Regions from separate parts of the Mus musculus genome. Here all the other regions are linked to region 1. Evidence: chromatin loops called from intact Hi-C (ENCODE). Cell type or tissue: heart. All regions are shown on one strand. Region 1 overlaps Srpk2 (serine/arginine-rich protein specific kinase 2). Region 2 overlaps Lhfpl3 (lipoma HMGIC fusion partner-like 3). Region 3 overlaps 5031425E22Rik (RIKEN cDNA 5031425E22 gene).

What was found. Hi-C counts contacts between places; a loop is a spot of excess contacts. Peaks named below come from ENCODE experiments on the same cell type or tissue, not always from the same donor. Only the 100,000 strongest peaks of a DNase experiment are listed, where the experiment ranks them.
Region 2: a loop joins it to region 1, with 2.6 times the contacts of the local background. A loop is called at or near these places in 2 of 42 quality-filtered maps.
Region 3: a loop joins it to region 1, with 2.1 times the contacts of the local background. A loop is called at or near these places in 6 of 42 quality-filtered maps.

Annotation. Positions count from the first base shown.
Region 1 is chr5:23,661,989-23,669,988 of GRCm38, forward strand. All of the region lies in intron 2 of Srpk2 (serine/arginine-rich protein specific kinase 2), which reads right to left. Among named protein-coding and RNA genes, the nearest start is that of Srpk2, 10 kb to the right of the region's middle. In heart, a CTCF peak has its summit at 4,089; no DNase peak of the experiment used is centred here; H3K27ac peaks cover 371 bases.
Region 2 is chr5:23,273,632-23,281,631 of GRCm38, forward strand. It overlaps Lhfpl3 (lipoma HMGIC fusion partner-like 3), which reads left to right. Exons shown (of 3, transcript NM_029990.2): 3 at 1-1,966. Among named protein-coding and RNA genes, the nearest start is that of Gm17434, 37 kb to the right of the region's middle. In heart, a CTCF peak has its summit at 3,998; no DNase peak of the experiment used is centred here.
Region 3 is chr5:23,380,739-23,388,738 of GRCm38, forward strand. 5031425E22Rik (RIKEN cDNA 5031425E22 gene) reads right to left here. Exons shown (of 3, transcript NR_165300.1): 2 at 3,408-4,434; 3 at 1,564-1,791. Among named protein-coding and RNA genes, the nearest start is that of 5031425E22Rik, 49 kb to the right of the region's middle. In heart, a CTCF peak has its summit at 4,575; DNase peaks (open chromatin) are centred at 5,293 and 6,373; H3K4me3 peaks cover 1,043 bases; H3K27ac peaks cover 901 bases.

The DNA of each region.
Region 1 (8,000 bases):
CCTTCGCCGTTCACTTCATATACACATCGTCTGACATTTCCATCCCAGCTCTTTGGATCTCAAGATCCGGTTCTTTTAAACACACCATTTAGTTTACAATACTGTTATCACTTCAGGTTTTACTTTCCTCAGAATGAGACAGCACTTCAACCTTTGTAAGCAATATGGCTTCCACCACAACTACTCAACTACACAGAAGACCAAGTGTGATGGTTGATACATGCGTTTAGTACCAGCACTCAGGAGGCAGGGGCAGATGGATCTCTATAAGTTCAAGGCCTGTCTGGTCTACATCAGGGGTTCCAGAATAGCCAAAGCTACATAAAAGTTCTGTCTCAAAAAACCAACAAAAACAACAGCAACGACAGCAAAACCCATCAGCAAAAATAATCTGTAAGTAAAATAACTCCTATGGATACTGGAACTGAATTTCACTTAACTTTTATGTGATAAAATACTTTTTAAAAAAGTTTTAACTTATTTTACCTGCAAGCAATACAATACTTTTCGAGGTAGCAGATACAGCCAACCTGCAAGCCACAGCTACACCTTGCCACAGTGCATCCTCACTGTAAAGCGCATCATGACACACGCTTCTCATTCTAGCTCCTAGGAAACTGAGGCAGGAGGATCTATGTGGTTTCAAAGCCAGCCAGGTTTATACAGTGGGCAGGCCAGTCAGGACTCAAAAAAATTTAGCTAGTCTGAGTGCATGACCCTCCTGTTCTTCGGGGCACCACAGTTAGCCTTCCTTGGAAGTCTCCTGCTTCATCTCAACCATGTGAAGAGCACGAGTCAGTGTTATTGTGACTTGAATCCATTTTCTTTGACCCATTCTGGAACAATTTTTAAAAACCCTCTAGGTTCTCAAAAGAGAAAATGAGATTGTAAGAAGTTGAGCAAGGGTCTGGAACGGTGGCTCACAAGTTTAAAAAACAGTCCTGCTGTGGCAGTGGACACAGGTTTTGTTCCTAATATCCACATGGTAGCTCTCATAAACAGAAGCTTTACAATTTTATGACAGTATATTCCTTTGTGTTTGTTTGTTTGTTTGTTTGTTTGTTTGTTTGTTTGTTTGTTTTAAACACAGGGTTTTTCTGTATAGCCATGGCTGTACTGAAACTCACTCTGTGGACCAAGCTGGCCTCAAACTCATGGAAATCCACCACCTCTGTTCCTGAGAGCTAAGATTAAAGAAAGCTATGCACCACCACCACCCAACATGACAGTATATTCTAAACTCATTTTCATACTTAATTAAGACAAGATCAAATTAAAGAAATTAGCATAGGGCTGGAGAGATGGCTCAGCGGTTAAGAGCACCGACTGTTCTTCTAGAAGTCCTGCGTTCAATTCCCAGCAACCACATGGTGGCTCACAACCAACTGTAATGGGATCCGATGCCATCTTCTGGTGTGTCTGAAGACAGCGACAGTGTACTCATATAAATAAAAAATAATAATAATTCTTTTTTAAAAAAGAAATCAGAATAACCAAGTATATTCAAGAAATGGGAAAATACTGTGTTGTTTAACAACTACAAGTTCTGAAAAGAAATAAGGTGAAACAATCTTATCATTTGAAGAATTAAAAAAAAAGAAAAAGGCAAAACTGTGTGTACATCATATGTACACTAGGTGCCCTCAGAGGCCAGAGGAGGTGTCAGATCCCGTGACACTGGAATTACTGGTTGTGAACCCTCTGACATGGGTCCTATAGAAGAGGAGCAGGTTCTCTTAGTAATTGAGCCATCTCTCCAACACCAAAGACTGAAAATATTTTAATGTTATGTTGTGTATTGTATGTGTATGCACATGTGTGCTGGAGGCATCTGTCCATGCATGCACACAGAAGCCACAGGAGAGCTCAGCCAGCTCTCTTCCCATCGTATTGTCTGAGACAGCGGCTCTCATTCCATCTGGAGCTCACTGATTGGCCAACACATCCCCAGATCTACCTATTCCTGCCTCCCAGCAGTGCATAGCTTGTTACATAGGTGCCAGAATCTAAGTCAAAACCTCATGTTTGTACAGAAAGGACTTTCAGCCACTGAGCTGTATTTTCAGCACAGAATCTTTCTTGATGTATTCATTCTAAACATTTACTTCATGCATGAAAAAACTCAATTTGTTTAGAATGTAAAATTACCCAGTTCCAAAAAAAACAAAAACAAAAAAACAGTGGCCAGAGGCTGAAGAGATGCATCAATCAATCAATGGTTAAGAGCACATGCTGTTTCCCAGAGCTGTCAGGCAGCTCCATGACTGTAACACCTGTCCTTTTACAGCCTTCTGGGGCACTTGCACACGTGTCTACAGACATACAAACACATAATAAGTAAAAATAAAAACAATTACAATCAGTGATAGAATCCACACACTCACATACACACTGTGTGTGTGACCATAAATGTGTATGTTCAGCCAGGCAGTGGTGGCGCACGCCTTTAATCCTAGCGCTTGGGAGGCAGAGGCAGGCAGATTTCTGAGTTCAAGGTCAGCCTGGTCTACAGAGTGAGTTCCAGGACAGCCAGGAATACACAGAGAAACCCTGTCTTGAAAAACCATAAATAAATAAATAAATAAATAAATAAATAAATAAATAAATAAATAAATAAATAAAATGTGTATGTTCTCTGTGTGTGAGTGTGTGTATGATAAATCAAGGGCTTAAAAAGGTATCTCATCTCTAGCTGCATATGTATCAAAAGATGGCTTAGTCGGCCATCACTGGAAAGAGAGGCCCATTGGACATGCAAACTTTATATGCCTCAGAACAGGGGAATGCCAGGGCCAAAAAGTGGGAGTGGGTGGGTAGGGGAGTGGCGGGGAGGGTATGGGGGACTTTTGGGATAGCATTGGAAATGTAAATGAGAAAAATACCTAATAAAAATTTTTTAAAAATTTTTTAAAAATAAAGGATAACAACAAAGAGTAAAAAAAAGGTATCTCAGCAATTAAGAGCTTCAATAGGACCTAGGTTCTATTTCCCAGCACCCACACAGCAGCTCAAAGCCACCTGTTGCAGGGAATCCAATGATCTCTTCGGGACTTCTGTTTGTTTGTTTGTTTGTTTGTTTGTTTGTTTGTTTTTTATTATTAGGTATTTTCCTAGTTTACATTTCCAATGCTATCCCAAAAGTCCCCCATACCCACCCCCCTCTTCGGGACTTCTTAGACATCAGGCATACATGTGGTACACAAACACAAAACTCTCTTAGTATAAAAATAATAATGGTAGTAGTATTAGAACTTACTTTGAATTTTTTAAAAGAAAATGTTTACTGTCAGAGCTTGCCAAAAGCATATGAAGAAAATAAAGAGAATCCTTTAACAGTTAAAACCATAACCAAAACTTAATAATGTCCTATATAATCAACATCCATATAAAAATTCTAGGCCCGAGTACTAGGCAAGGCTCAGGAAGCCACAGGAGAGCAAAGATGAGTGGCAAGAGTCCTAAAGTTATTACTTATTAAGTCACGCTTAATACATGTATCATGCTAAACATACCACAAGAATTCCATTCACAGATTCCTATAGTGCACTTTACAAGAATGTTCAAACTGCATAGCAACTGATAGTTATAAGATGGACTACGAAGCTGTGACTGTCAGCAGAACTCACACCTCTTTCTAGCTTACGGGCTCCTGTGTGTCCTTTGTTTATGCAGTGGCTAACACCTTCATATCCCACTAAGGAGGCTGCAGCTTTAAGGCCCCTCCCTATCTTCAAGGCCGATATTCAGGTTCTGGGAGGAAGAACAATCACACCTTTAAGGGTTCCTAGGAGGGAAAAGGCAGAGCAGCTCTGAAACTTACTCCTTACCCACTGTTTGGTTTCTCAGTATGCTTCACCTATTTGAAATGCATTGAAAAATAGGCTTATAAATTATTTAATATGCTTCTTTCCAAAAAACAGAAACCAAACTCTCAATGTGGGTTGTACCCTTCCAGGTTCAGGCTTATATTTCCAAGGGTGAATCATAAAAGATACTGCTGCCTCCTTCTGTCTCAACACTCCCAAACAAAGGCAGCCAACTAGTTACAAAGACACTCAAAGAACAATCCCACAGTGGAGTGTAATGCCTCCCCTGTCAAGAGGCAGGAAGTACATCACCCAGTCCAGCCCAGGAGAGATCTAGAACAAACCTGCTAGGCCACTTTCACACTCCTAGTACACAGAACCTTTGAGAGTGCAGTCAAGTTCCTGCATTTATAGTAATCTGACTCTAGTTTTGGTCTCCTTACCCCATGCAAGCAGTCCTCTACCTTGCTAAGTAAGGGAAGATGGCCCTGACTCCTGACCTTCTTGCCTTTGACTCCTAAGAGCTGGGATCACAGGCATCAGCCACCTGCCTGACCACGGTAATTTGTCCCATGACAGTGACCACTGAGAATACATATCTAAAGTCATTCAATCCCTTCCCTCCATGCTTGCAACAGACATTATCAGGTACAACGGCAGTGCGCGTGGCACACAGGACGAGCCTGCTTTACGTCTAACATGGCTTCTGATAGCGTCTAATTCTAGTGAGCCCACTCATGCTGAGAAACCAATCCATCCACTCCTTTCCATTCTACCACAACTGAGTCTCACCGTGGGCACTGCAATAATATCACCACCCCCAAATCTTCAATCCCCGTTCTTCCCAATCCTTACTTCATAGAGATTTTCTCAAGCAAGTAAGTGATTTTGCTACAGAGCTTCTTAACTCTTTGCAATGAAGGGCTGGCAAGATGGCTTGGTGTTTGTAAGCCCTTGCCATGCCAGTCTGGTGACCTCAGCTCCATTCTTAGAATCCACATAAAAGGGGAAAAGGGCACATGCCTCAAAGCTACACTGTCTTTTACACACACACACATTTTTTAATAACCCTCTGTGTTTCCCACTGTTAACAGAGAAAGTCAGCACTTCCCAATTTTTCACTCAAATTACCTTTGACCTGCTGCACGCCCCACATGTACAACGAGACATTCAGGGTCTCTCAACCACGACTGCTTCAAAATGTCCCATTCTCTCTTTTTAAATGCTCTCGTGTACTCATCAGGATTGACTCATCCCTCCTGCTAACACTCCACTCCATTGTATATCACTGTGCACTGTGGGCTTGCCTGTCTCTGTGAACAGCTCATAAGCCCCTCACTGCAATAATTAGCTGGGCCATGACTGAGTCCGTGTATTATCTGAGGTTCAATATTCTCATCAGCAACATGAGGGAATTAGATTGAGTAATTGCTCAGAAACTCCTAGCTCCGGGTTCCCTAAGACTCGTATTTATCTTTAAAGAATCAGTATTCTGTAGTATAGCACACATGTAATTTTGAATCTAAACTCTAAAATTTATCAGATTTCAATAAGTGTTGCTTAACAATTCTGTACCTCAGTTTCTCATCTATAAAATGAGAAGTGTCATCTATTTAAAATTCTTTCCTTCTTTAACACTCTTATGAGCTATAATACACATACAATTCACCTACTTACTTACAGTATATAGCTTAATAACGTTCAGTATATTAAAAAGACTTCTATAAGCACCAACCTAATCATATTCAGACTTTTCATCAACAATCATTCATTAGCCAAGCATGCTAACTGGTGGCTATCATCCCAGCACTGGGAAGGCAGAGATACTTAGTTAGCATAAGCACCTGTAATCCCAGGTATGCTTGAGAGGCCAGTCTCCTGTACATAGGAAGTTTGACATCACTGTGGGCTACAAGAGACCTTATCTTTTAGAGAAAAAAAAAATTTTTTTTTTCACTCCTTAACTCCCTGACAACCCTAGGTAGCCAGCAAGAATCTAGTGATTTGCCTCTGGACATTTCATATAGACTGGTTATTTTATGACTGGCTTCTTTCATTAAGCATTTTTTAAATGTATTTTTATTTTATGTCCATTGGTGTTTTGCCTGAATGTATGTTTATGTGAAGGTATCAGAAGCCCTGGAACTGGAGTTGCAGACATGTTTGAGCTGTGATGTGAGTGCCAGTAATTAAACCCAGGTCCTCTGGAAGAGTCGCAAATGCTCTTAACCACTGAGCCACCTCTCCAGTCCTCACTCGGCATTTTCCAAAGTATAGCCATGGTGTAGCATAGAACTGCATCTCCTTCTTTTTCTTGGTGAATAATCCACTGCGCACTATTACATTTTGTTTACCCTCCCATGGATGGCAGGTAAGTGGGTTGTTTCCCCCTGGCTATTGTGGGCACTGCTGCCCTAGTTTTAAGTAAGAGAAGATACAACTCAATCAAGATTGAATATGTACCAAGAACTACAGACAACAGCTTTTTCCTTATTTTTCCTGGGTATGCACATGAAGGACACTGAACGTGGAACCCTGAACACAGTGGGCAGGAGCTCGAACACTGCCCAGACCAGGCCGCTCACTCTTACTGACCCAGGCTGGTCTAGAACTCACTGCATAGCCTAGGTGGGACTTGAATCATCACCCTCTGGCCTGCTAGGAAGCGATCATGTCCTCAACTTTCCCATTTACCTAGCACACAGCAAATGTTCAAAAAATGCTAATTTTTGAGTCTATCTGCTGTTACTTGTATTAGTATGAAACACGTGATATTTGATATTTGACATTTCAGGGGGAAAATAACTATTTCATATAGCCCTATGTCATATACACTCAGCTAAAATTAAGGTGTGTTCAACCCATATATGCTTTTTCACAGTGAAAAAGAGAGGACAAGACTATTTTCAAAGTATTTTAAGCCTTTAGTTTAGCCGAGTGTGGTAGCACACGCCTTTAATCCCAGCACTCAGGAGGCAGAGGCAGGTGGATTTCTGAGTTCGAGGCCAGCCTGGTCTACAAAGTGAGTTCCAGGACAGCCAGGGCTATACAGAGAAACCTTGTCTCGAAAAAACAAAAAGAGCACTGACTTCTTCCTAAGGATCCAGATTCAATTCCCAGCACCCACACGGTGGCTCACAACTGTGTGACTCCACTCCCAGGGGACCTGACCCTTGCACACAGACATACATGTAGGCAAACCAGCAATGCGCAGGAAATACAAATAAATTACTTTAGCTGGATGGAAGTGGTACTTCTCTTTAATCCCAGCACTCGGGAGGCAGAGGCATGTTTATGAGTTGGAGACCAGCCTCATCTACAGAGTGAGTCCCAGGATAGCCAGGGCTACACAGAGACACCCTAATTTGGATTAAAAAAAAAAAAAAAAAAAAAAAAAAAGGACCACAATGCCCTGCTGTGATTTGTTTTTAATATTGGCTACACTCTGATTCCTTACCCAAGACATCACATTTCAATCTTGCCAAACTCCATTTACTACATAAAACAAGTGACCCCAAAGGGATGTGTCCACAGCGTCACTCACGCACGCGCACACACACGGGCACACACACACACACACACACACACACACGCGTGTACATATTCACACACACACACAACCCAAACCCAAGCAATATGTTAACAAGTCTATAGGAAAAAAATGTTATTTTTGCCTTCCTTTCAGCAAAGGGATGATTTTTTTTTTAAAGTGGGCTTTTAAAATAATCTGAGGACTAGAAAATTTATATAATGCTTTTTTTCTTAAAGATAGATAGATATCATAAACCACCTCCATGACAAAAGAACTACAAATGAGATATTCAAGAGACTAAAGAGCTGCCCAGCTGATGGCATGAGCTAACTAAAGCAGCAGCAGCCTTTCTGCTCTGAACACCAGAAGCAATGCGAGTGCCTGCTGACCAAAGGACATCGGCTCACAGGGACACTAAGAGGCAGGAATCTTATCCACCCCTGTGCTTCAGACACGGGCAAGGGAGCATCACTGACTGACAAGAGTGCTTACCTGAGGAGCGTGTAGCAAACCTGGGTCCATTGCTCCATAAGTGGGGCACTGTGGCACACACCTATAATGCCATCACCTGTTCACTTGGCAGATAGAAACAGGATCACAGAAATGGGATGACAGAGTGCTCGTCTACCAAACGCAAGGCCCTGGTCTGGTCCTCTGCCCCA
Region 2 (8,000 bases), 390 kb before region 1:
TAAGAAAGAAGAATACAAATGTGCTAGAATTGTGTAAAATACATATGTATCGAGGTTTATAAGCTGTCCTTTTTAAATCAAACTGAAAACAAAATAAAACAAAAAAAGCTTTAATCTTTCAATGCTATTAAATGAAGTAAAAGGGCAGTTAGTTCTAGACTATTCCCATCCCAGTAGCCAAGAGGCCCATGGAGTGTCATGTTTTGAGGAATGCCTCTGATCCTTGATCCCTCATTGCTACTGTCCACTCATGTCACTGTGCAATTAGTTACAACCACGTGGTTATTAAGAGACTTAGCCCTTCAAACTTCTTACCCAATGTGTGTTCAGTTTAATCTGTTTGTACGACTTATCACGAAGGAAATGTTTCTGCCATGTGCTATGACTCCATCAAACTGTGAATCACAGGAAGTACATCCAGACATCGTAGGTTCCCAAGCAACATAGATTCCCCTGTCATTGACAAAACAGCATCAAGGAGCTCTGAACAATATAGAAAGTTTATTTTCACTTGGATGCTCTCTCATGTAATATATAGGCTACTATCAAATAAACGCTTTTTCTAATTCTCCCTAGTATATGCATAGGAATTTAATATACTTTATAAATAGATGTCTAAAATATGAGTTTTCTATTTCTTCATTCTATATGTCACTAGAAATCCACATTCTTTATTTCCTTTACTGACATATACTCATTTTTGTTTTGTTAAAAGAAACTATTCCATTAAATCTACTTCTAAATGATAGTAAGTGGTACTAACAAAATAAGTAAAAACTTAATAGCCTTAGAAGTAAATAACTATATACTTATATGTCAAAGGAACTTGGTAGGAATAAGTTACCTTTTGTTTATTAATGTTGATTTTGAAATTTCTCATATTTTTTCCCTTTTGGTTAGCTGGTACTTGAAAGTAGTTACAACTAACTAGCTGTCTTCAAGAATCTTTTCCTTCCAGGGTCCCCCAGCCGTTGCCCTTATAACATGTCCTGCCTCAGTCCAACAACAGAGAAATACTTGATATTAAAGTAATTCTTCATTGTCTGAGTATAAACGCAAGTTGAAGTACATATAAAGGGGGCTCAATGCAAGCCAGCCCATGTTCTATACTTGAGCAGGAAAAAAAAAAAACACAAATAGAATGCCTGCACTCCCAGGCTTGGGATTGGGTTAAATCAGCATCCCACTCGAGCATCAGCTGGAGGACAACACAAGAATCAGGTTGCCCTCTCTTATGCTCCCATAAGACCGTGCTCATATTTTTAGCCATGTTGTCACGAAGCAAATGTTTCCAATGGCTAAAAATACATTACAAATACACTCAAGTGCTCATGTAACTAAAACCCAGTTCACAGAAAGAAAACTCAGGCTTTCCCAAAGCACTAAATTAAGGGAATGTTAGCCTCTGTAATTGTAGTCCTGGTCATCCTGGGGGCTGGTCATTGCTTTAGGTACTTGTCCCGAGGCATTCAGAATACCCTACTTACTAAATTTAATTACACACAACTTTTAAAAAATTCACCTTTTATTTAAGGGGAGGCATCTCTATATCTATACTAAAATCAGAAGGTATTAGGTTCCTCTAATCCATGTAAATTATGATTCTGTCTGGGTCCTACATCATTAGCAGTAATGTTTCAAAACAATAAAAGGTACTTCCTCTCCACATGCAAATGCTTTTATGTTTTTGCCATAAACCCTAAGTGTAATTTAGCACACCGCAGTGCTATGAAGATGGATCATTGATGATAAACCATCTGTACATACGTAACACACATGTAAACCACTAAATGTTAAGTATAAGAAATATGTTTTTACCTTTAAAAAAGACTCCTTTTCTCATTCTGTTCTATTATGTCCAAAAGTTGTGTGTAATTTTTTAAGGTCCAGGAAATGTAAAGAAATTTGTTGGAATATCTGAATTTCTGTAAAAAATAAAAATAAAATTTTGTTACATAAAAATATATATTTGGTGGTATGGTATACATTCATTTTCCTTTTTGCCCAGTGATCCAGTGTATTACTTATTTCTCTCACTGCTATGATCAAATACTTGGCAAACAGCAACTTAAGTGAGAAAGGTTTGATTTTGGCTTACAGTTTAAGAAGGGCACAGTCACTCATGGGTAGAAAGCCATGGCTGCTGCTGGTCACATTGTATCCAGTGGAGAGTCAGAGAGAAGAAAGGAAGTGGAACCACACTGCACAACCCTACAGCCTGTCCTCATGGCTTCCTCTCTCAAATCTCCACTTCCTAAAGGTTCCACTAACTTCCAAATGGTGTCAACGGCTGGAGACCAAGCCTTTGAACACATGAGCCTATGAGGAATGTTTCAAATGCAACCCAGCACACCAGGGTGAGTTACTGGCCTGGCTGAAATAACTACCTTCAGAAACTCTCCTTGCATCCTACAGTCCTGCAGATAATAGGCACTGGTTAGATATGCAGGAGCCTCATGTGTGATCATCTCCAAGGCCTCCCTCTTCTACCCAAATACAGGCATGCCTCCACTGGGTCTACTGAAACTGCCAACTAAGTAAGTAGCTGAGCTGCTCAATAGAGTAGCCCTCAACTCTGCAAAACTTCACTCACTCAGGGCATATATTATCTAGTTGGGTTTCAATCCCATATGCTTGCTTATTATCCTATCCTGTAAAACTCTGAACGTTGAGTTGTTGTTTTTTTCATCTACAAAATGGTTATAAATAATATCCAGTTACATAGTATTATTGTGAGAATATAAAATGATTCATAATGTCGCACTTGACATGTAAGAGATGACCAACCTGTGTTCATTCCTTCTCTTCCTATTATATATTACATACATGGCGGGGAGCTGGAGAGATGGCTCTGTGGTTAAGAGCATTGACTGCTCTTCCAGAGGATCCAGGTTGGGTTCCCAACACCAACATGGCAGCTCACAGTCATCTGTAATTCCAGTTCCAAGGAACTGACACTTTCTTCTGGCCCCCACAAACACCAGGGGAACAAGCATACGTGTAGGCAAAATATCCATACACATAAAATAAAAATAAACAAATCTTAAAACAAAAAAAGAAGGAAGAAAGGAGGGAAAAAGGAAAAGAAATTCAGGTGTGGTGGCATGCATCTCTGAGCCCAGCACTTGGAGGGCAGAAGGTAGGCATGTCTCTATAAGCTTGAGGACGGTGTGCCTCCATAGGGAGTTCAGGCTAACCAGAGCTACATAGTGAGGCCCATACAGAAGTCCCACATATAAGGAGATTCATGGGACCAATTAGGCTGGGACAATAACAGGAAAGCATGGAACAACAGAGCCCTGAATAGCCCGGGTTCTGTCTGTCAAAAGGGCATAAATAGCCAATACTCAACGCCAGTCATATGCACCAAGAGCTATTCTAAGCAAAAGAGAAGAGTGACGCCTCCCATAAACAAAGCCCCTATTCTCTCTGTTTTTGCATTCTGGTAAATTTAAAAAATAAATGACAAATGTTGTCTCAAAAAAATGCCCTGAAAGAATCAAAGCAGGGTAGCATGAGAACTCAGCACTGAGAGCTCTGAGGTGAGAACTGGGCACTGAGAGCTCTGTGGTGAGAACTCTGCACTGAGAGCTCTGAGGTGAGAACTCTGCATTGAGAGCTCTGAGGTGAGAACTGGGCACTGAGAGTTCTGTGGTAAGAACTAGGCACTGAGAGCTCTGAGGTGAGAACTCAGCAATGAGTGCTCTGTGGTGAGAACTCTGCACTGAGAATTCTGAGATGAGAACTCGGCACTGAGAGTTGAGGTGAGAACTCTGCACTGAGAGCTCTGAGGTGAGAACTGGGCACTGAGAGCTCTGTGGTGAGAACTCTGCACTGAGAACTCTGTGGTGAGAATTTGGCACCGAGAGCTCTGTGGAGAGAACTCTGCACTGAATAAAGAGAAAGAATGCCAGGCTGAATCCATATGGTCTAATAGCTCTAAGGCAGGACTAAACTCAATATGCTAAAGTCACAGCCAGGTGGCAATAGGGACCTACATAGGCTGAGAAATAACGAACTCTGCAGCTTGAAGGCTGGGATAGTCCCTGTTATATTTTTAAGTGTGAGTAAAAACTATTGGAGGATCTTAAATGGGAGAATAATGCAAACTATTCTACATTTTCTTAAAGGTTATTCTTGGTTCTACTTCTAGAAGTGTGAAATAGAAACTCTAAGTCCTTCCTTTCACTGGGAGTGTAGCTCAGTAGGTAAGCGTACTTGTCCTGGGTTCTGTTGGTGCAGGCCTGTAACTCTAGTGCGTAGTTAGTAGAGAATCAGAAGCCATTTGGCCAAACAGCCTGGGCTACAAAAGGCCCTAGCTCAAAAAGAACAGAAAAGAACGAGAAAAAAGGGAGGGAGGGAGGGAGGGAGGGAGGGAGGGAGGGAGGGAGGAAGGGAAGAGAGAGAGAGAGAGAGAGATCAGAGCAATAAGATAATATGGCAGGTAAATGCAGTGTTGCCAAACTTAAGCATCTGAGTTCAGTCACACACACACATATACACATATACACATACACACACATATACACATATATACATACACACACATACACATATACACATACACACACATATACACATTACACATACACACACATATACATATACACATATATACATACACACACATACACATATACACATACACACACATATACACATATACACATACACACACATATACACATATATACATACACACACATACACACACACATACACATATACACATACACACACATATACACATATATACATACACACACATACACACACACATACACATATACACATACACACACATACACCAACACACATACACACATATACACACATACACACACACACAAAACAAATTTTAAAAAAAGAACTTCTTCCTTATAAGATGCCACTGAGTCTTGAGTTTATTTTTAATGCATGTCTTAGTTTGCAAGGAAGTAAGAAGAACACTAAAGACAAAGACAGGAAAAAGACAGCTGAAACCCAAATGTGACTGACATATGACAAATGCAAAAGCCAGGGATAAATCTATGAATCATAACAGGGATCACTGGGAGTAGAGAGCTAACCCTAAAGTTCCCATTGTGAGCCAGGAAACATGAAGATAACACAACCTTGGGAGGGGGCGTAGGCATGACCCTGGAAAACTCTTCAGGCCAGAAAGTAGATTGATGCGATCATGATTTCGTGGCTGAATGGACTATTACAGGTGTGCTGCTGCTGCCAGAATGCCTTGTAGGGAAGATCTTGTTCCAGGAAACATCTCTAAGCGCCCTGCTCTCGACCTCCTGAGGTAAGAAGATTGTCTGCACCTTGATCCCTGCCATGAGCCTTTCCACCACCTGCAAACAACAGAGCCCAACTGAGTATAGTCTAAATTCCCTGAAACCACAGCCCAGAACGGATCTTTAAGTTGTTTATTTTAGGAATTTGGCACAGTGATAAAACTGAACATGGAAAAAAACTATCTGTAACACAATTTCACCAATTAGCCTCAGCAAGATAGACACTCATGATTTTAAAATACTAAATACACCAATAAGTCATAAGAAATAATTGGCAGAAATAACTGATAACAGGTGCATTGCTCCACAGGTTTTAGAAAATAGAATTGACAGATACTGAATATAAAGTAGCCACACTGTGTGCACTAAGGAAGAAAATGCACCCAGAAGATTCCGATAATGCACACAACACAGGTACCTTGTGTACAGAAAGCTGCACACATACCCCACACAGAACAGTGCATGGGGTCATTTTCCAATCTAACAAAGTTACAGAATAGATCCAGGTATGGGAGGCAGGGGCCAATTTTAATGAAACTGGGTTGGGGCACATGTATAAAAACATCAGGTATGTCCTCTGACTGAACTCTTAGGGGAAAACCCCGATTTACCATGTTATGCCTATGCATTGGCTGAGCCTGCACATGACTAAAACCAGATGCGTCGTGGAAAGGGACATGTGCGGCGAGCAAGGGTTAACATAGTGCAAGCCTCTCAATCATAACAGAGACCCACCCTTGACAACCCCTTACTAGGCAAACTCCTCCCCATCTTCATTAGTAATCAGAAATATGAATTGCGTGTATAAAAATAATAGTATCCGTTTGATCAGTATAGACTTAAAGTCTAACAACACCAAGCACTGGTAGGATTATTGAACACTTGAAGCTGGAGAGATGGCTTAGTGGGTAAAGAGGCTGGTGGTACCCAGCCTGAGCCTGAGTTCACCAGAAGCCACAGAAAAGCCAGACATACTGGCACATACCTGTAACCCCAACATTCCAGGAGTAAGACTGGAAGTAGAGACAAAGGATCCCCCAGAATCTCCTAAACCAGCTAATCTGGAGTGCACAGAGAAGCGACAAACAGAAGAGATGCTTCCTCGGACAAGGTGAAAAGAAAGCACCGATCCTAAGACTATCCTGTGACCTCCACAAGCATGCCATGGAATACGCATGCCCCCACACACAAACACATATGCATATGTACACATAACATGTATGCACAAATTATGTAAAACTAAACAAATGAATTTTTAAAATCCCCAGAACCCGTGAAAAAAAAGAAAAAAGAAAAAAAACAGATACTACCACTACCATACAGAGTCCCACAGCCAAGTGTTAGGCAGAGTCCTGTAGGAGAGGGGAGGGAAGGATTGCCAGAGCCAGAGGTCACCACAAGGTCACCACAGGGGCATGGCCCACAGAGTCAACTGACTCTGACTCAAGTGAGCTCACAGAGATCGGGGAGCCTGTATGGGTCTGACCGAGGTCTTCTGCATGTTGTGAGATTCCGTTCTAACAGTGGAAATGGGGGCTGCCTGCCTTTGGGACCCTTTTCCTTTTACTGGGTTACCTCATCCAGGCTTGATATGAGGGTTTGTGCTGCTCTCGTCGTAGCATGTTATGCCATGTTTGGTTGATGTCCCTGGAGGCCTGCTCTTTTCTGGGGGGAGATGGGGAGGTCGTCTGCAGAAGAGGGAAAGATAGAGGGAGAGACTATGGGAAGGGGAGGGAGGAAAATTGTAGTTGGGATGTAATATATGAGATAAGAATACATACATGCATACGTACATACACACACACACATACATACATACATACATACATACATACATACATACAGGCACAGCTCCGAGTAGCTGTGACCCCAGTTCTGTGAAGACAGGAAATCACTGGGGTTTACTGACCACCAGCCTAAGTCCAGGTTCAGTGAGTTACCCTGTCTCGAAGCAATAAGGGACAGAGTGACAACTACTATCCCTCTTTAGCCTCTGTGCATACACTCAGACCTACACACATGTACACACACAAACAAACATAAACAAACAAAAACAAATTGAACATTTTCATACACTAAATTTTTCTGTTCTCTGTAGGTATAGATACTGGAAAATTTCTTACAAATAAACACCAAAAAAACTGTAAAACAGAGAGGGGGGAGAGAGGGGGGGAGAGAAAGAGAGAGAGAGAAAGAGAGATCAAATGCTCATCAACAAGGTATATATCTTTATATAATTAATTCATTCACACTGCCATAAGTATAGAAATGAATAAACCTGTTACAAACATCAATATAACTGATTATACTAGGCACATGAAAAAAATGTTCATTTTTAGAAAGTAAATATGGGTTGCAATCAGAGAAAGCTACTTAGACTGCTCGGTACTTAAAGGAGGATTGCCATAAGGTGAGGCTACCCTAGGCTACATAGCAAGATAGTCTAGACTAGGCCGGCCTAGACTACAAACTGAGATCTTGTGTCCAAAAAGCAACAAACAAACAAACGAACAAAACAAAAAACAAAACAAGAAACAAAAATGGCCTGAAAGCAAGATAAAGACAGAGAAGAGACCATTGGGAGGTTACCAGTGATAAGGTCTGTCTTCATGGAATTGAAATAAAAATAAAACCAGTAGATTAGAGGGAAAAATGGTGGAGACTGGAGAGCTGGTTGAGCAATTAAGAGCCCCTGCAGAAGCCGGGTGTGGTAGA
Region 3 (8,000 bases), 280 kb before region 1:
TCCAAATGCAAGGGCAACCACATTCATAAAAGAAACTTTAATAAAGCTAAAAGCACACATTGCACCTCACACAATAATTGTGGGGAACTTCAACACCCCATTCTCATCAATGGACAGACCAGGGAAACACAAACTAAACAGAGACACACTGAAACTAACAGACACTATGAACCAAATGGATTCATACCGAATAGCTGAGAAGCACCTAAAGAAATGTTCAACATCCTTAGTCATCAGGGAAATGCAAATCAAAACAACCCTGAGATTCCACTTCACACCAGTCAGTATGGCTAAGATCAACAACTCAGGTGACAACAGATGCTGATGAAGATGTGGAGAAAGAGGAACACTCCTCCATTGCTGGTGGGATTGAAAGCTGGCACCACCACTCTGGAAATCAGTTTTGTCCTCAGAAAATTGGACATAGTACTACTTGAGGACCCAGTAATACCACTCCTAGGCATATATCCAGAAGATGCTCCAACATGTAATAAGGACACATGCTATACTATAAGGTTCATAGTAGCCTTATTTATAATAGTCAGAAGCTAGAAAGAACCCAGATGTCCCCCAACAGAGAAATTAATACAGAAAATGTGGAACATTTACACAATAGAGTACTACTCAGCTATTAAAAATGATGAATTCATGAAATTCTTAGGCAAATTGATGGAACTAGAAAATATCATCCTGAGTGAAGTAACTCAATCACCAAAGAACACATATGATATGCATTCACTGATAAGTGGATATTAGCCCAGAAGCTTGGAAAACCCAAGATACAATTCACAGACCAAATGAAGCTCAAGAAGAAGGAAGACCCAAGTATGGATACTTTGGTCCTTCTTAGAAGGGGAAACAAAATACCCATGGAAGGAGATACAGAGACAAAGTGTGGAGCAGAGACTGAAGGAAAGGCCATCCAGAGACTGCCCCACCTGGGGATCCATTCCATATACAGTCACCAAACGCAGACAGTATTGTGGATGCCAACAAGTGCTTGCTGACAGGAGCCTGCCTCCTGAGAAGCTCTGCCAGTGCCTGACAAATACAGGGGTGGGTGCGCACAGTCATCTATTGGACTGAGCCCAAGGTCCCCAATGAAGAAGCTAGAGAAAGGACCGAAGGAACTGAAGTAGTTTGCAGCCCTATAGGAGGAACAACAATACGAACCAACCAGACCCCCACAGAGCTCCCAGAGACTAAATCACCAACCAAAGAGTACACATGGTGGGAGTCATGGCTCCAGCTGCATATGTAGCAGAGGATTGCCCAGTCGGTCATCAATGGGAGGAGAGGCCCTTGGTCCTGAGAAGGCTGGATGCCCCAGGGTAAAGGAATGCCAGGACAGGGAAGCAGGAGTGGGTGGGTTGGTGAGCAAAGGGCAGGGGGTGTGGAATAGGGGGTTTTGGGAGGGGAATCCAGGAAAGGTGATAACATTTGAGATGTAAATAGAGAAAATATCTAATGTAGCTGCCAGCGGCCACAGGTCACTGGGTTCCTGAAAGGAAAGCTGGGGATGGATGGGAAGGATGGCGAGAGAAATAATGAGCCAAGACATAGTTCTCTGATCAAGGCTCAATGTTTTAATTCTAAGGTCTGAATTTAAAGGGCGGGGGTGGGGAGCCTATCCCCTACTTTGCCAGAATCTCATCTGGAAGGAAAACTCAGCTGCTCAGCAAGTAGTGGCTTCTTACAGGAAGCTGCAGATGCGGCATACAATAGACTCCACCAAGGTCAGAAGACTCCACCCTCTAGGTGGGCTGCTCAAGGCTGGGGGGCAGGTACAATCTAATTAAAAAAAGTTTGAAAATTATACAAATTAAAGAAAGAAGTATACACAAAAAAAATAAAATACTCTTGCACAATTAAGTCTCTCTCTCTCTCTCTCTCTCTCTCTCTATATATATATATATATATATATATATATATATATATATATATATATATATATATGCCACGTGTGTTCTAATGCCTAATTAAAGTCTTCTCTCACCTGCTGAATACCAGTTTTTAAAGGACTGAGTCTGTATTTTAGTGGTCACTATTCTGCTTGCAGCCCCAGGAAATTCTGTTTCGACTGGCCCTGTTGGCTATCACCCAATTTTCCTGCAAGCTCCAGCCCCTATGCACTTGAGGCATCACTCTATGGGACTTAGGGTCCATCTGCCACTCAGACTCCTAGGAGCGAGAGAAGGCTGCATACCTGTGTTTAGGCTGTTGTTATGGGTTGTCCATTTATTGAAACACTACCCCCTAGTTAACATTTGAAAATAGTCTTTTTACAAAGGTAATCGAGCATATGCCAATTCAATTTGACTACCGATCACATAAGAAGAGGAACATTCAGACACAAAGATATACATTTGTGGGAAAGATATGAACACACCCACAGCCATCTATATGCCAAGGAGTAGTAAACTAGAAGAGAATCCTGAAACATATTTACCTTCAACCCTGCTAGAATTTGGATTTTTAAGCTCTTAGACTCCAGAACCATGAGATAATTCATTTCCAATGTTTTGTACAGGGTCTTGCTATAGTCCTCACATCAACCTAAACTCCTTACCTCAAGCCACTCTCCTGTTCCAGTCTCCCTGATAGCTGGGACTACATATGCCCACCACCCTCCTGGCTTGTGATACTTTCTGGAAGTAACTAATGCTGGAGCCCTGAGAAACACAAGGGCCTCCAAAGAAAGGCCCACTTCAAATCAGAGGCCACAGGTTTCCAAGGGCAAAGTCCTCTGAGATTCCCTGGTCATGATAGGAACTGCATCCAGGCTGCAAAGAGCCAACAGCTAGGTGGGGTAGCTGGTCAGCCATGTGGGGTTGGCCAGGAGTTGACCCACCTGAGACTCTGAAAACTCTTCCAGAAAAGGAGTTTTAGTTCTGTGTTTGGAAAGAGAAGAAGGCTGTGGCAATGCTTCAGAAAGCCCTTCTGAAGACAGAGAAGACTCCAAAGAAAAGTAAGGAAGCCATCAGGATCCTTAGAATTGCCTCTTTGGGGGGCAGGGAGTATGGGGGACTTTTGGGATAGCATTTGAAATGTAAATGAAGAAAATACCCAATTAAAAAAAATAAAATTCTTAGGCAAATGGAAAAAAATAAAATAAAATATTTGCTGTAAAAATGAAAAAAAAATTGCCTCTTTCTCCTTTGTCTAATAAAACAATGAAGGGAGTTCAACGAGGAGTTGAGTTCTTCAAGGGGCTCTGTTTTCAGGCTGATGGGGGATTTAGATGCCTTCAGCTCAGAATGATTATCGGGCCACAGTAGCTCCCCCCAGGCCTGTTCAGGTGGTCCTGCCATGGATTCAGCATCCTAACCCTTGGTACAGCCCACGGAGTAATGCTGCTTTCTACAGAGACAATGCTCAGAGCCTCGGAGGTGAAGCCACCTACTTACCTGAGGTCCTGCAGACACAGACAACCAAGTCAGAGAGGCTAGAGATGGCTCTGTACTGAAGAACTGTATCAGAGTTCAGTGTATCAGAGTACTGCTGTATCAGAGTTCAGTGTATCCGAGTACTGCTGTATCAGAGTTCAGTGTATCCGAGTACTGCTGTATCAGAGTTCAGTGTATCCGAGTACTGCTGTATCAGAGTTCAGTGTATCCGAGTACTGCTGTATCAGAGTTCAGTGTATCCGAGTACTGCTGTATCAGAGTTCAGTGTATCCGAGTACTGCTGTATCAGAGTTCAGTGTATCCGAGTACTGCTGTATCAGAGTTCAGTGTATCAGAGTACTGCTGTATCAGAGTTCAGTGTATCAGAGTACTGCTGTATCAGAGTTCAGTGTATCCGAGTACTGCTGTATCAGAGTTCAGTGTATCCGAGTACTGCTGTATCAGAGTTCAGTGTATCCGAGTACTGCTGTATCAGAGTTCAGTGTATCAGAGTACTGCTGTATCAGAGTTCAGTGTATCAGAGTACTGCTGTATCAGAGTTCAGTGTATCCGAGTACTGCTGTATCAGAGTTCGGTGTATCAGAGTACTGCTGTATCAGAGTTCAGTGTATCCGAGTACTGCTGTATCAGAGTTCGGTGTATCAGAGTACTGCTGTATCAGAGTTCAGTGTATCAGAGTACTGCTGTATCAGAGTTCGGTGTATCAGAGTACTGCTGTATCAGAGTTCAGTGTATCCGAGTACTGCTGTATCAGAGTTCAGTGTATCCGAGTACTGCTGTATCAGAGTTCAGTGTATCCGAGTACTGCTGTATCAGAGTTCAGTGTATCAGAGTACTGCTGTATCAGAGTTCAGTGTATCAGAGTAGTGCTGTATCAGAGTTCAGTGTATCCGAGTACTGCTGTATCAGAGTTCAGTGTATCCGAGTACTGCTGTATCAGAGTTCAGTGTATCAGAGTAGTGCTGTATCAGAGTTCAGTGTATCAGAGTACTGCTGCAGCAGAGACCTGGACTTTGGATCTCAGCATCTGTATCAGGCACACACAAACACACATATAAATAAAGGTAAATCTTTTTTTTTAATTGAAGGTGGGGACCTGCAGAGGTACTTAGTGCTTAAGAGTGCTGGCTGCTCTTGCAGAGGCATAGGCTCCATTCTCAGCATCCACATGGTGGCACTCAGTACCAGGGAATCTAATGCCCTCGTCTGACCTTCCTGGGCATCTGGTAATACATGTGGTGCTCAGTCATGCAAGTAAGCAAAACACTCATACACATAAGTAAATAAAAACATTTTTTTCAAAGACTTATTTATTTTTATTTTATGTGGATGAGTGTTTTTGCAGGCTCTTATGTCTAAGCCACATTTGTCCATTAGCAGAGGAGGCCAGAAGAGGGTATCAAATCCCCTCAAACTGGAGTTCGAGATACCTGTTAGCCATCATGTAGGTGCTGGGATTTGAACTCACACACGTTAAAAGAGCAGCCATATCCTGTCTTCAAAATGAAAAATTAAATAAATGAATAAATAACTGACAGGAGGGGCAAAGCCTATTGTTCCAAAGTTTCTGTGGGCCTTGGGCATGCTAGGTTATGGGGTCTGGTAAGCAGAGGTGGAAAGGTTTCTAAATGAGCAGAGCCTTGCCCTTTGATATAGTTGCCAACAACCACATTTTCTGTTCTGGGCACAGTGCCATCAAGGGTCTCAGCCACCCTCCCCCACCTTAGTGAGAAAGTATCTGCTAGCGTCTAGCAGGGTCGATGCAGGCAAGGACCAGAGTGAAAAGGAGTTCTGAGCCTGGCTTCCCTGTGGTGCACTCGGACATACATCTTCCAACCGTCATCATCTTACTCCTCTTGTCTCTGACCCCTCCTTGACCAAAGGCAACTACATCTCAGTTCCTTACTATTCGGGAGCTACTCAACAATTACACTAAGAGAGCTTCTGAGCTGGGTGGGCATGGTGGCACAAGGGCATCCCTGTAATCCCAGCACTTAGGAAGGAAAGTCAGGAGGCTCACACAAGTTCAGGGCCATCCTCAGTTGTGTGGCTGAGTTCCAGGCTATGTTACAGAGACCCCTGCCACAAAAATAAATAAATAAATAAATAAATAAATAAATAAATAAATAAATAGATAGATAGATAAATAAATAAATAAATAAATAAATAAATAAATAAAGCGAGGGAGGGAGGGAGAGGGGAGGGGAGAGGGGAGGGGAGAGGGGTGGGGGTGGGGGAGGGGGAGGGGTGGGGGAGGGGGAGACTGGTTTAGAACTTTGCCCTGACTCTGATCTTAATTCCTCCTGGCAATGGGCAAGCTGTTTCTTTTCTGAGGAATGCGAAAAGAGAATGAGAGATTTGTTATGGTGACAGGAAGATTCCAGATCAGAGGCAAAGCCCCTCTAGGGTACATACCATCTGGGGATAGTCCCTAGAAAAGTAGATACCTGCGCTAATTTAAATGTTTAACAGGAATGCAGGTGCAGATGAACAAAAGGTAGTTTCCATTAGGTAGAAATGTTTTTTTTTTCCACTTCCTGTTTCTAGTCTCTTTTTCAGTGTTCCTGTACGAAACCACGGAGTTTCAGAAGCAGATGAAATCTATCAGCGGCCTGCCCCAAGCTCCGTCAACCCTGCCAGGCTGAATGGTGCTGATTGTTCGCAAAGGGCGGGCATTTCTCTGCAAACAGAAAAGCCTGCTCAAGAAATGCCACTCACCGCCCTGTATCAGTCTCAATATTGAGTCTGAATGATTTCCCGATGGCGACTTGACCGAAATGGAAAAATATTTTTCCGTTGCAATTCCCCCGGTACTGACTGGTGTTTCATCCTCTTCCGGTCCTTGTGAGACAGCAAGAGCAGACAGAGCTTCAGCAGTGTTGATCTTCAGCTCTGAGAACAGAAGATGGGTGGGGTGCTGCGTTGCCACGCAACCAAAGGCAACACAGCTGCAGATCTCTGCCAGCTGGGCCAGCCCATTCAAACCGCAGGGAGTTTCAAATGGCTGTGTCCCCTAGGGACTGGGCTTAGCAAGCCCAGGGGGAAAAGTCAGCATTCAAATGGCTTCGATGACGATGACGCAGAGGAAGCCAAGAGGACGCTGTCAAAGCCTAGTCATCATTGACTCGAAGTTAGTATACTTGAACAGGAAAGAACTGCCAAGATCAGACAGGCAGGACACACACACACCTTTCTTTTAAACTTTAAAAGTTATTCTCTTTAAAAGAAACGTAGTTGCTTTTTAAAAAGCTATACAAAGTTCTTAATGTTTCTTTGGCAACAGAATAGAATGAAATTTTACAACTATATAAAATGTTTATTTACCGGTGTGTGTATAGCTGACTGACAAAGCTGTCTACCACCCAGCACCCTAACTGCTGAAATAAGCTACCTCATATTATAGCATCTCCAAACAGAATGAGAAGGGTACAGAGACTGGAACTTGTCTGTAGACTAGGAGGTGACTTTATTATCTTTCCTATAGTCAAAATCTGCACTCTCTGCTCCATGATGCCTCTGAATCCACTTGAGGGGCAGTGATGGTCCCTCCTCGGCCACTACCACGTACCCTGCCATATGAAAGCCAACACTTCTCTGCCTTGGTAGCTCCATGGCCACCATCTGGACAAATTGGGGTTCCGAACATTTCAGCATCTAACCTTTCTTCAGCCTAACTCGGGCTCCTTTCTCCAGTATCACCATAAGCAATACTATCAAAGAATGATTTCATTTGGTCATGTTATTAGTTGGGTCTCAGCAGGTCTTCGGCAGCATCTCCTTCACTGGTTAAGTACCAGCTTGTGAGTCTCCTGTATCTTCATCCACAAGCTTGTCCTGTTTCTCAGGTTTCTCTTCTTCTAATTTAAGTTTATTATGAGACACTCTGTCCGTTTCCTCCTTGTTAAATTGTGTGTATGCACTTGTCTTCCTCAGATTTCACTGGACCATCTCATGGATACCAAATCTTCCTCTACCACCTTGATGAGCCCCACTTCCTCCCCTCAGAGCAGAAGGAACACTTGGGACTAGAAGCCGCTTGTATAATTTCTTTGTCACTCATTTTGTTTCCCAGTCTTGGGATTTTGTGTGCTTCAGCTTTCTCCCTTCCTCCCTTCCTCTCTTTCTTCTCCTCTCCCCACCCCCCAACCCCAGGAATTCACTCTGTAACCACGGGAGGGAGAAGAGTTTGGCTGCTATGTGATGAAGGGAGTCTGAGATACAGGCTCCCAGTCCTCTCCTCAAATCACCATTAAGAAATCACTCCTCTCCCAGCCTGATTCTTCTTCCTGGGGAAGCACTAATTCGGAGTGGAATAAGTCAGAAATGCTGGAGCAGAAGTTCTTCCACATGGAGGAACTGTCAGGAGTGAGGGGGAATCTTTACAGATCCTAATAATATGCATAAAGCAACATGATGCTTGGCACACAAGAAACACCAAGTAAAAGCTCTTAGCTGGTTATTATTCTAGCTGTGGTTTATTAATCATGCCAGAGACTTTCCTACTGCACCGCTGTGATCTCTCGGACTGTATCTGCCCTTGTTGGATGTTCAACCCCGGGCATGTTACTAAACTTCTCTAAGATGCCCTCCTCC